2 separate regions of the Homo sapiens genome follow, and region 1 is linked to region 2. Evidence: read pairs that join two places in POLR2A ChIA-PET (ENCODE). Cell type or tissue: CD4-positive, alpha-beta T cell. All regions are shown on one strand.

Region 1 (5,000 bases), 1.2 Mb after region 2:
CGGCCAGGTGCACTGGCTCACACCTGTAATCCCAGCACTTTGGGAGGCCGAGGCGGGCAGATCACCTGAGGCCAGGAGTTTGAGGCCAGCCTGGCCAACATGGAGAAACCCCATCTCTGCTGAAAATATGAAAATTAGCCGGGCATGGTGGCGCATGCCTGTAATCCCAGCTACTCAGGAGGCTGAGGCAGGAGTAATCGCTTGAACCTGGGAGGCGGAGGTTGCAGTGAGCCGAGATTGCAGTGAGCCGAGATCTTGCCACTGCACTCCAGCCTGGGGGACAGAGTGAGACTGTTCTCAAAAAAAAAAAAAAAACAATAAACAAAAAGAACTCATTCCCTCAGGACAACTGCAGTATCCCCTGTGCGCCTAGGGAGAAAGCCCACTTGCTGTTCTCATTGCATTACAGGAAGATTTATTGAGAGCTGATTCTGTGCCAGGGCTGTTTTAATTCCTAGGGAATACAGTTCTAGAGGGGGGGGGAAAAAAAGAGAGGGAGACAAGGTCCCTGCCTTATAGAGCTTGCATTTTAATGGTGAGACAGACAAAACCAGTAACAGTAAAATCCGGCTGTCCTGGAGGAAATCAACACAGGATGTTGTAATGACTGAGGATGGAGTTTCAATAGATGGCAGTCAGGGGAGGCCTCCCTGAGGCGGTGACACCTGAGCTGGAGGTGTCAGGTGGAGGTCTGGCATGGAGGAGGTAGGGAAAAGTGTCCCCAGGAGAGGCAACAACAAAGGACAAAGCCCTTGAAGCAGGAAGGAGCTTGATGTATTTGAGGAAGAGCAAGAAGGGAGTGTGGCTGGAGCCCACTGGGGGATTGGGGTGGCAGGAGATGAGGTCAGAGAAGCAACGGGGGCCAGTTCACGCAGGGCCTTGGGGCCACGGTGAGGACTTTGGCTTTGATTCTGAGGTAGAATCACTGGAAGGTTTTCAATTGAGAAGGGATGTGATCCAATTAATATTTTGAAACAATCACTCTGGCTGCTGTTTGGAGAATAGACTGGAAGATGCAAGATTGAAAACAAAGATAGGCTGGGCGCAGTGGCTCATGCCTGGAATCCCACCACTTTGGGAGGCCAAGGCGGGTGGATCACTTGAGGTGAGGAGTTTGATACCAGCCTGGCCAACATGGTGAAACCTCCCTCTACTAAAAATACAAAAATGAGCTTGGCATGGTGGTGCATGCATGTAATCCCAGCTACTTGGGAGGCTGAGGCAGGAGAATTGCTTGAACTCAGGAGGTGGAGGTTGCAGTGAGGCGAGATCTCGCCACTGCATTCCAGCCTGGACAACAGAGCGAAACTTGAAAGAAAGAGAGAAAGAGAAGGAAAGAAAGAAAGAAAGAAAGAAAGAAAGAAAGAAAGAAAGAAAGAAAGAAAGAGAGAAAAGAAAACAGAGATGGGTGGGAAAGTTGTAGATAGCTGGGCAAGAAAGGGTGACAATGAGAGTTGTGACAGTGATGGCAGTGAGGAGTGGACAACTGGAGCTATCTTTGAACGTAGAGCTAAGAAGACTTGGAGATGGCTGAATGTGTGAGGGAAAGAAAGGGAAAGGATGATTTAGGTTTGGGGCCTGAGCATCAGGGTGAATGAGAGAGAGAGGAAAAAAAAGGCAGCTGCTCTTTATTCCTTAAGATTCTTTACTCCTGGCCGGGCGCGGTGGCTCATGCCTGTAATCCCAGCACTTTGGGAGGCCGAGGCGGGTGGATCATGAGGTCAGGAGATCGAGACCATCCTGGCTAACAAGGTGAAACCCCGTCTCTACTAAAAATACAAAAAATTAGCCGGGCGCAGTGGCGGGCGCCTGTAGTCCCAGCTACTCGGGAGGCTGAGGCAGGAGAATGGCGTGAACCCGGGAAGCGGAGCTTTCAGTGAGCCGAGATTGCGCCACTGCGGTCCGCAGTCCGGCCTGGGCGACAGAGCAAGACTCCGTCTCAAAAAAAAAAAAAAAAAAAAAAAAGATTCTTTACTCCTTTACGAGAGAGAGAGAGAGAGAGAGAGAGAGAGAGAGAGAGAGAATAGGGAACAGTCTTGAGATAGGGGAAAGATCGAGCAATCTGTTTTTGACATGCTAATTTTGAGACACCTTGGAAATCCAAGAGGAGATATTGAATAAAAAGGAGGATAGGGGCCAGGCATGGTGGCTCACACCTGTAATCCCAGCACTTTGGGAAGCCGAGGCAGGCAGATCACTTGAGTTCAGAAGTTCGAGACCAGCTTGGCCAACATGGTGAAACCCTGTCTCTACTAAAAATACAAAAATTAGCTGGGTGTGGTGGCATGTGCCTGTAATCCCAGCTACTCAGAAGGCTGAGGCAGGAGAATTGCTTGAACCCAGGAGGCAGAGGTTGCAGTGAGTGAAGATGGTGCCATTGCACTCCAGCCTGGGCAACAGAGGAAGACTCTGTCTCAAAAAAAAAAAAAAAAAAAAAAAAAGGCTGGAGGATAGATTTGTCTGGAGCTCACATGAGAGGTTGTGACTGAGGACAGGAGCCATTAACATATCCAGCACTGTTCAATAAAACTTTCAGCAAAGATGAAGCTGTTCTATAGCTGCTCTGTCCGATTTGAAAGCCACAAGCCACATGTGGCTGTTGAGTACTTGACAAGTGGTTAGTGCACCCAGAAAACTAAGTTTTAAATTCTATTTAACATTTTTTTCCTCTGGTCCTTGATTCAGGATAAATTTTATTTAATTTTAATTTGAATAGTTATGAGTGGCTAACAGCCACCCTATTGGATAGCATGGGAGACAGTATTTAAACTCATGGGCCTGGTTGAGATCACCAGGGAGAGAGGAATAGAGAAGAGAACAGTAAGGCACTCCTAGTGTTTAGAATTTAGAATTCTGGCTGAGGAAGAAGGGCCAGCAAAGGAGGCAGAGGAAGAGGTGACAGAGAGGTAGGAGGAAAACCAAAGAAGGGAAAGGACACTCTGCAAAGCTTCTTCCAGTAGGGAAATACCATCAGCACCCTCATTGCATGCTGGGAGATGTAGTCTCCTCACTGCCTTCAGGGAACCAGTCCCTCTCAGTGGCTGCTGGGGGCTGTAGTTCCCTTACCGGATGCTGGTTGTATTAATGACAGTGATGTTAGCTGCTGGAACGGATGAACCCCCAAATCTCAGTGGATCACCCAACAGGAGGTTGTTTCTCATTCATATAAAATCCAGGCCAGGCACAGTGGCTCACGCCTGTAATTCCAGCACTTTGGGAGGCCAAAGCGGGTGGATCATCTGAGGTCAGGAGTTCAAGACCAGCCTGGCCAACATGGAGAAAACCCGTCTCTACCAGAAATACAAAAATTAGTTGGGCGTGGTGGCGCACGCCTATAGTCCCAGCTACTCGGGAGGCTGAGGCAGGAGAACTGCTTGAACCCGGGAGGCGGATGTTGCAGTGAGCCGAGATTGTGCCATTGCACTCCAGTCTGGGCAACAAGAGTGAAATTCCATCTCAAAAAAAAAAAAAAAAAATCCAAACAGGTGTTCCTGATTGGAGGTGGCTTTCCTCCGTATGGTGACTCGGGGTTTCAGGCTCTCACCCTCTTGTAGCTCTGTAATCCCCTTCAGAGGACTAAGCTTCAAGAGTAAGGTTTTATTAGGCTGGGCACGGCAGGAGAATCACTTGAACCCAGGAGGCGGAGGTTGCAGTGAGCCAAGATCATGCCGCTGCTCACCGGCCTGGGCGACAGAGCAAGATTCTGTCTCAAAAAAACAAAAAACAAAAAAACAAAACAAAAAACTAAGGTTTTATGGATGAGTCTAGAATAACTCATCACGTGGCTAAACCTAATCCAGATCTAGCCCTGTGCCCCAGGAGGAAAAGGAGATGGGTTTAGTGAACCTGTCGAGTCAGTCTGCCATATTGGGAGCTGTGGTCCCCTTATTCATTGCTGAGAAATAAGGTCCCCACATCGGCAGGCCTGACATCCTCCTCCCTCCCTGGCAGGAGAAGGGCTCCACCTTCCTGCAGCTGGGCTCTTCCACCGAGCAACAGCTTCAGGTCATCTTTGAGGTGCTGGAGGAGTATGACTGGACGTCCTTTGTAGCCGTGACCACTCGTGCCCCTGGCCACCGGGCCTTCCTGTCCTACATTGAGGTGCTGACTGACGGTAGTCTGGTGGGCTGGGAGCACCGCGGAGCGCTGACGCTGGACCCTGGGGCGGGCGAGGCCGTGCTCAGTGCCCAGCTCCGCAGTGTCAGCGCGCAGATCCGCCTGCTCTTCTGCGCCCGAGAGGAGGCCGAGCCCGTGTTCCGCGCAGCTGAGGAGGCTGGCCTCACTGGATCTGGCTACGTCTGGTTCATGGTGGGGCCCCAGCTGGCTGGAGGCGGGGGCTCTGGGGCCCCTGGTGAGCCCCCTCTTCTGCCAGGAGGCGCCCCCCTGCCTGCCGGGCTGTTTGCAGTGCGCTCGGCTGGCTGGCGGGATGACCTGGCTCGGCGAGTGGCAGCTGGCGTGGCCGTAGTGGCCAGAGGTGCCCAGGCCCTGCTGCGTGATTATGGTTTCCTTCCTGAGCTCGGCCACGACTGTCGCGCCCAGAACCGCACCCACCGCGGCGAGAGTCTGCATAGGTGAGTGGGGCTGGAATGGGAGGGGTGTGGGAGGGCTCCCAGAGCCTAACTACCTCAGTATTCACTGAATGAGTGGCTCAAATGGGCCACATCTGCTCTTTGAGCCTCAGTTTTCTTTTCTGTAAAGTGGGTGCAATTGGGTCTCTTTTCTGAGGTTAAATCAAGTAATTTGGAAAAAGCACCTGAGATAAAGTGAGTGTATTACTATATTTCATGACTCTAAGATGCATAATGTTTCACATTTTAATGTCTTTGAAAACGAGATGTGTCTTATAATTGATGACTTATCATGGCTTAATTGGCAGCACTTTTGTCTTTCTTTGTGGTACATCTTATAATTGAGAGCATTTTAGATTTAGTCTAAATACCTAGACTATAAACTGAGCTTCAGTAGCAAAAAAGACCCAACAATCCAGTGGCCCAGATGAG
Region 2 (5,000 bases):
GGTTTTATGGCTTAAGGGCCTTCTCTGATTGAGGCAGGTCTTTCACATTCAAATGGAGAGAGTGCCTAGCTTTGTTAGCCATTCACAGCTGGAAGTTTCCCTGGAGTCAGTTCTGATGGTGCCCACTGGGGTGGATCTGGAAACCTCTTTTGGGAACCACTTTATCTCGCTATGAGGAGAATGTGGGCAGCCCAGGCCTTTGCCCACCATTCCGGAGGGCCCTACAGGCACAGAGGTTTTTGTGCAGCCTCTTCCTACGTGGAGCTGAGCTGGAAGGTATCAAAATATTCCCCAGCTGACATTGTTAGTCAGCTGTTACACTTGAACAATGCAGGCTCGGATTCCAACCCCAAGCCCTTAAGGTTACGAGGCATTCAGTGCATTCCTGCTGACAATCCCTGGGATTCCAAACCTTGCCTTTGTGCAGCCTCACCAAGGGCCCTGCGGACCGACTGGGCTGGACTGGGTTTTGGCCATGGCTTTGTCACCTTGCAATAACATGCCTCCTTCCGTTTTGGCACAGATGGCCCTGTGATTTCAAGGTTCTCTTCCAACACCAAAGATTCCTTGATTCAGATGCTGCCCTTTTGCCTAATTGTACAGAATAACTAGTTGGGTTGTGCTCAGAGAGTGCAGGGTGGGGGTGGGGAAGCAGCTACTTCCTGTTTCCTGTGAAAGGTTTTCTGGTTAGGGTTCCCTTCCCCTCCCCGCTTTCCCTAGGTTTAACCAAAGGTTGTAAAGCCACTTTTGCTTCAAGGTACACTTTGTGCTCCTAAATTAGTAACGTTGAAAAACAAAAAGGAAAAACAGCCTGTGGTTTTCACACCCTCTAGGAAGCTGGTGGGCCTTTCTAGCACCTGTGCCATTCTGATAAATAAGGGCTTAGGAAAATGCCTAGCCCAGAAATAGGTGCTCAGTAGTTTGTTTGCTTCCTTTGGTGCTCAGGAGAAGATTTGAGACGGATTTCGTCACAATCAGGTCTCGGGCACAAGCCTCACATGGACACTGACATGCAGGAGCCAGAGGAGACAGCAATGAGGTGGTGGTAAGGAAGTGCCCAAAAAGGTTTCCCAGAGGAAGAGTTGTTTGTGTTGGCATGTGAGGGACAAGCTTTCCAGGCACCAGAGCCAAGAGCAGTGCTCTGTCCGAGGAAGTAGGATAAACCGAAAGACGGACGTAGGGGCAGAGTTGCTGTGGCTGCCCTCACTGCCGCAGCCAGCTCCTTCCATGAGTTGCAGAATGCCTACTGTGTGCAAGGCACTGTGTTGAGTGCAGGGAATCACATCCAGTCTTGTTGTCCCCATCTATAGCTGATAAAGAAGCTATGAGAAATTAAGTGACCTGACCAAGGCCACACAGCTGTGGAAGAAGGGGCGAGAGCATAGACAGTGGGTAAGGGCATAGGCTCACCCTATGATTTACAAAGAGGGATACCCCTGAAGTTGCTAGGGTAACGTGACATATTAGGAGGATGGTGGGATAAAATATGTGAACATCGGGATCATTCTGGAAAACCTTTAGGATAAAAGGCCACTGTCATGCTCCCATGTTCACGTTTCTTTATTGTGAGTTATCTGTGTTAGGTGCTGCCAGAGATGATGAGATGCCTGACAGTGGTTACTCTGTAATAGCTCTTTAAAAATTAAAGACAAAGTAGGGTTTGTTCCTGACTGTACTAGAAATACAGATTTAATTTTACCTCTGCTCCTGAAATAGGTGACTAATTTGGAGTACTATTAATACTCTTTTCATGAATTAGTTGAGAAATTCCACAGTTGAGGAGTGATTCATTCTTTTGACTCCCTCTTTCTGAGCAATTTGTTGACAGCCTTCTCATCCTCTCTTACACCCGTCATTAAAGAAACAGTCGAGTTCTTTTTCTTTCATGTGGTACCTTGGTTTCCACTGCTGGTGGCCCTTAGGTTGCTTGTCTCTGTCTCCCCGCTTCCATTTTAAGCTCCATAGGGGGAAGGTAGTCTTGTTCACTGCTAGACTCCTAGTCCAGTGTGTAGCACAGTCATATCCACGGAATATTTGTTCAGTGTACTGGTGGCTGTTAACTGCAGCATAATCCAGCAACCCTGGAGATTATTTTCTTCCTTTTTTTTTTTTTTTCTTTGAAGCAGGGTCTGACTACTCTGTCACCTAGGCTGAAGTGCAGTGGTTCAAACACTGCTCACTGCAGCCTCCCAAGTAGCTGGAATTACAGACATCCACTACACCTGGCTAATTTTTAATTTTTAAAAATTATTATTATTTCTGAGATGGAGTCTTGCTGTGTCACCCAGGCTGGAGTGCAGTGGCACAATCTCAGCTCACTGCAGCCTCTGCCTCCTGGGTTCAAGCAATTCTCCTGCCTCAGCTTCCGGAGTAGCTGGAACTGCCAGTGTGTGCCACCACACTCGACTGGTTTTTGTATTTTTAGTAGAGACGGTATTTCTCCATATTGGCCAGGCTGGTCTCGAACTCCTGGCCTCAAGTGATCCGCCCACTTTGGCCTCCCAAAGTACTGGGATTATAGGCGTGAGCCACAGCTTCCAGCCTGATTGTTTCCATTTTAAAAAAGAGTAATTGAAGTAACCTTTGTTACCAATGAAATGAATTAACCTTCTAGTATATTAATTCTCACGGTTTAGGTTATTTGAACTAAGCTGAGAGAACAGAATACCAAAGAAGACAATAGACTTGCCCAGAAATATTTAGAAGTAAGTCACTCAGTTGCCTGGATTGGAACCCTCAGGCCAGAGAGGTTCAAAATCCTGCATTTTTTTTTTTTTTTTTTTTTTTTTGAGACAGAGTCTCACTCTATCACCCAAGCTGGAGTGCAATGGTGCGATCTCGGCTCACTGCAACCTCCGCCTCCCGGGTTTAAGCGATTCTCCTGCGTTAGCCTTCCGAGTAGCTGGAACTACAGGTGCGCGCCACCACGCCCAGCTAATTTTTTTTTTTTTTTTTTTTTTTTGAGATGGACTCTCGCTCTGTCGCCCAGGCTGGAGTGCAGTGGTGCGATCTCAGCTCACTGCAAGCTCCACCTCCTGGGTTCATGCCGTTCTCCTGCCTCAGCCTCCCGAGTAGCTGGGACTACAGATGCCCGCCGCCATGCCCGACTAATTTTTTTGTATTTCTAGTAGAGATGGGGTTTCACCGTGTTAGCCAGGATGGTCTCGATCTCCTGACCTCGTGATCCGCCCACCTCGGCCTCCCAAAGTGCTGGGATTACAGGCGTGAGCCACCGTGCCCAGCCTAATTTTTGTATTTTTAGTAGAAACGGGGTTTCACCATGTTGACCAGGATGGTCTCAATCTCCTGACCTTGTGATCCACCCGCCTCAGCCTCCCAAAGTGCTGGGATTACAGGCGTGAGCCACCACTCCTGGCCAATCCTGCTAATTATTAATATCAGAACTACTTGGTTCAAAGGAGTGGAAATAGGGCAACGAGGGGTGTAAATTTGCAGTTAGGTGGAATGCTGATAGCAAGTTTTCCAGGTAGGAGAGTTAGTTGGGGTGGGGGATGCTAATGTTAGCTTATCTCTGTATATATATTTAATTTTATATGTTATTTATTTTTGAGATGGGATGTAACTCTGTAGCCCAGGCTGGAGTGCAGTGGCACAAACACAGCTCACTGCAGCCTTGAACTCCTGGGCTAAAGGGATCCTCCCACCCACCTCAGTCTCCAAGGTAGCTGGGACCACAGGCATGTGCCACCATGCTCTGCTAATTTTTTCGGGTTTTTTTTTTTTTTTGAGATCTCTTGCTGTGTTGCCCAGGCTGATCTCAAACTCCTGGCCTCAAGTGATCCTCTTGCCTTGGCCTCTCAAAGTGCTGAGATTATAGGCATGAGCCACCGTACCCAGCCTATATTTTTTTTATTGTGACATTTAATGCACAAAAGAAGATATGCAGCATCAATGCAGATAATGGAACAAAACAAACACTATCCGCCTTAAAAACACAAATATTTTTGGTACTTTTGTACCAATCTGTATGCTGTTTCTCTATCTTCTACTTCTTCTCCCTGTACCCTCACCAGGTAAGTAACCCCAGAGCTGCTGGTACATTTGTGTGGATTAAAAAAGACACCTGGAAGGGGCAGATACAGCCCTGCTTGACTTCCTGTTTTATCACGTGTTTATAAATCTAAACAATGACATGGAACTTATTATACAATATTTTAGGCATAAATTAAGAATGATTTCGCTCACCATCATAGACCTACCACTCAATTTGAAGCATCAAACATTACTGGTATGGTGAGGCCCTCTGGCTGTCCCTCCAACAGAAGTTACCACCCTCCTCAGTTGGGTTTCTCATTCCTATGCATTTCTTCTTACTACTTATGTATGTATTTCCAAGCAACACATAGAATTGCTTTGCATGCTTTTTATCTTCTTAAAAATTGGTTTTATATTGTATGCATGGTGCCACCTGCTTTTAAGGAGAAGCAACACGTTTGTGAGGCCATCTGTTTATATGTTGTTCTAGGGCTTTGCTGTCCATTTTGGTAGCCACTAGCCACAGCTGGCTGTTTAAATTAATTAAAATCAAATCAAATCAAATATTTAGTTCCTCAGTCTCACTGGTCACATTTCAAGTGGCCAGTAAGCACATGTGGCCATTGGCATCTGTATTGCATAGCACAGATTACATTCTGTTCCATCATCACAGCTAGTTCTCTTGGACAGCCCTGCAGGGCATTTCTTTTTGGTTTTTGTTTTGTTTTTATTTTTGTTTTTTGCTAGAGTCTTTGTTGTGTAAATACATTACTATTTTATATCCATTTTTCTATTTATAAGCATTTGGGTATGCTCATAATTTGCTGTTACAAATTGTGCTGCATAAGCATTTTGTTTGTGTGTGTATAGATGATCTCCTTGGGCAATTGTGTTAATTTCTCTTGGGTATATACCTGGGAGTAAAATTAAGATAAGGGCATTTTCAGCTTTACCAGACCCCGTTAAGTTACTCTCAAGTGGTTTTATCAATTTATATTCTAGAA

The links. Peaks named below come from ENCODE experiments on the same cell type or tissue, not always from the same donor. Only the 100,000 strongest peaks of a DNase experiment are listed, where the experiment ranks them.
Region 1: POLR2A ChIA-PET joins it to region 2 with 6 read pairs; 1 of 35 experiments calls an interaction of 5 or more read pairs at or near these places.

Annotation. Positions count from the first base shown.
Region 1 is chr19:48,400,783-48,405,782 of GRCh38, forward strand. GRIN2D (glutamate ionotropic receptor NMDA type subunit 2D) reads left to right here. Exons shown (of 14, transcript NM_000836.4): 4 at 3,952-4,571. Among named protein-coding and RNA genes, the nearest start is that of GRIN2D, 9.6 kb to the left of the region's middle. RefSeq lists enhancers at 1-443, 2,850-3,144. In CD4-positive, alpha-beta T cell, no CTCF peak of the experiment used is centred here; a DNase peak (open chromatin) is centred at 3,019.
Region 2 is chr19:47,157,451-47,162,450 of GRCh38, forward strand. The region is part of intron 5 of SAE1 (SUMO1 activating enzyme subunit 1); the gene reads left to right. It overlaps LOC124904730 (a long non-coding RNA gene), which reads left to right. Exons shown (of 2, transcript XR_007067277.1): 2 at 946-5,000. Among named protein-coding and RNA genes, the nearest start is that of SAE1, 29 kb to the left of the region's middle. RefSeq lists enhancers at 1-133, 134-675, 676-1,218. In CD4-positive, alpha-beta T cell, no CTCF peak of the experiment used is centred here; DNase peaks (open chromatin) are centred at 671 and 1,901; H3K4me3 peaks cover 1,819 bases; H3K27ac peaks cover 1,992 bases.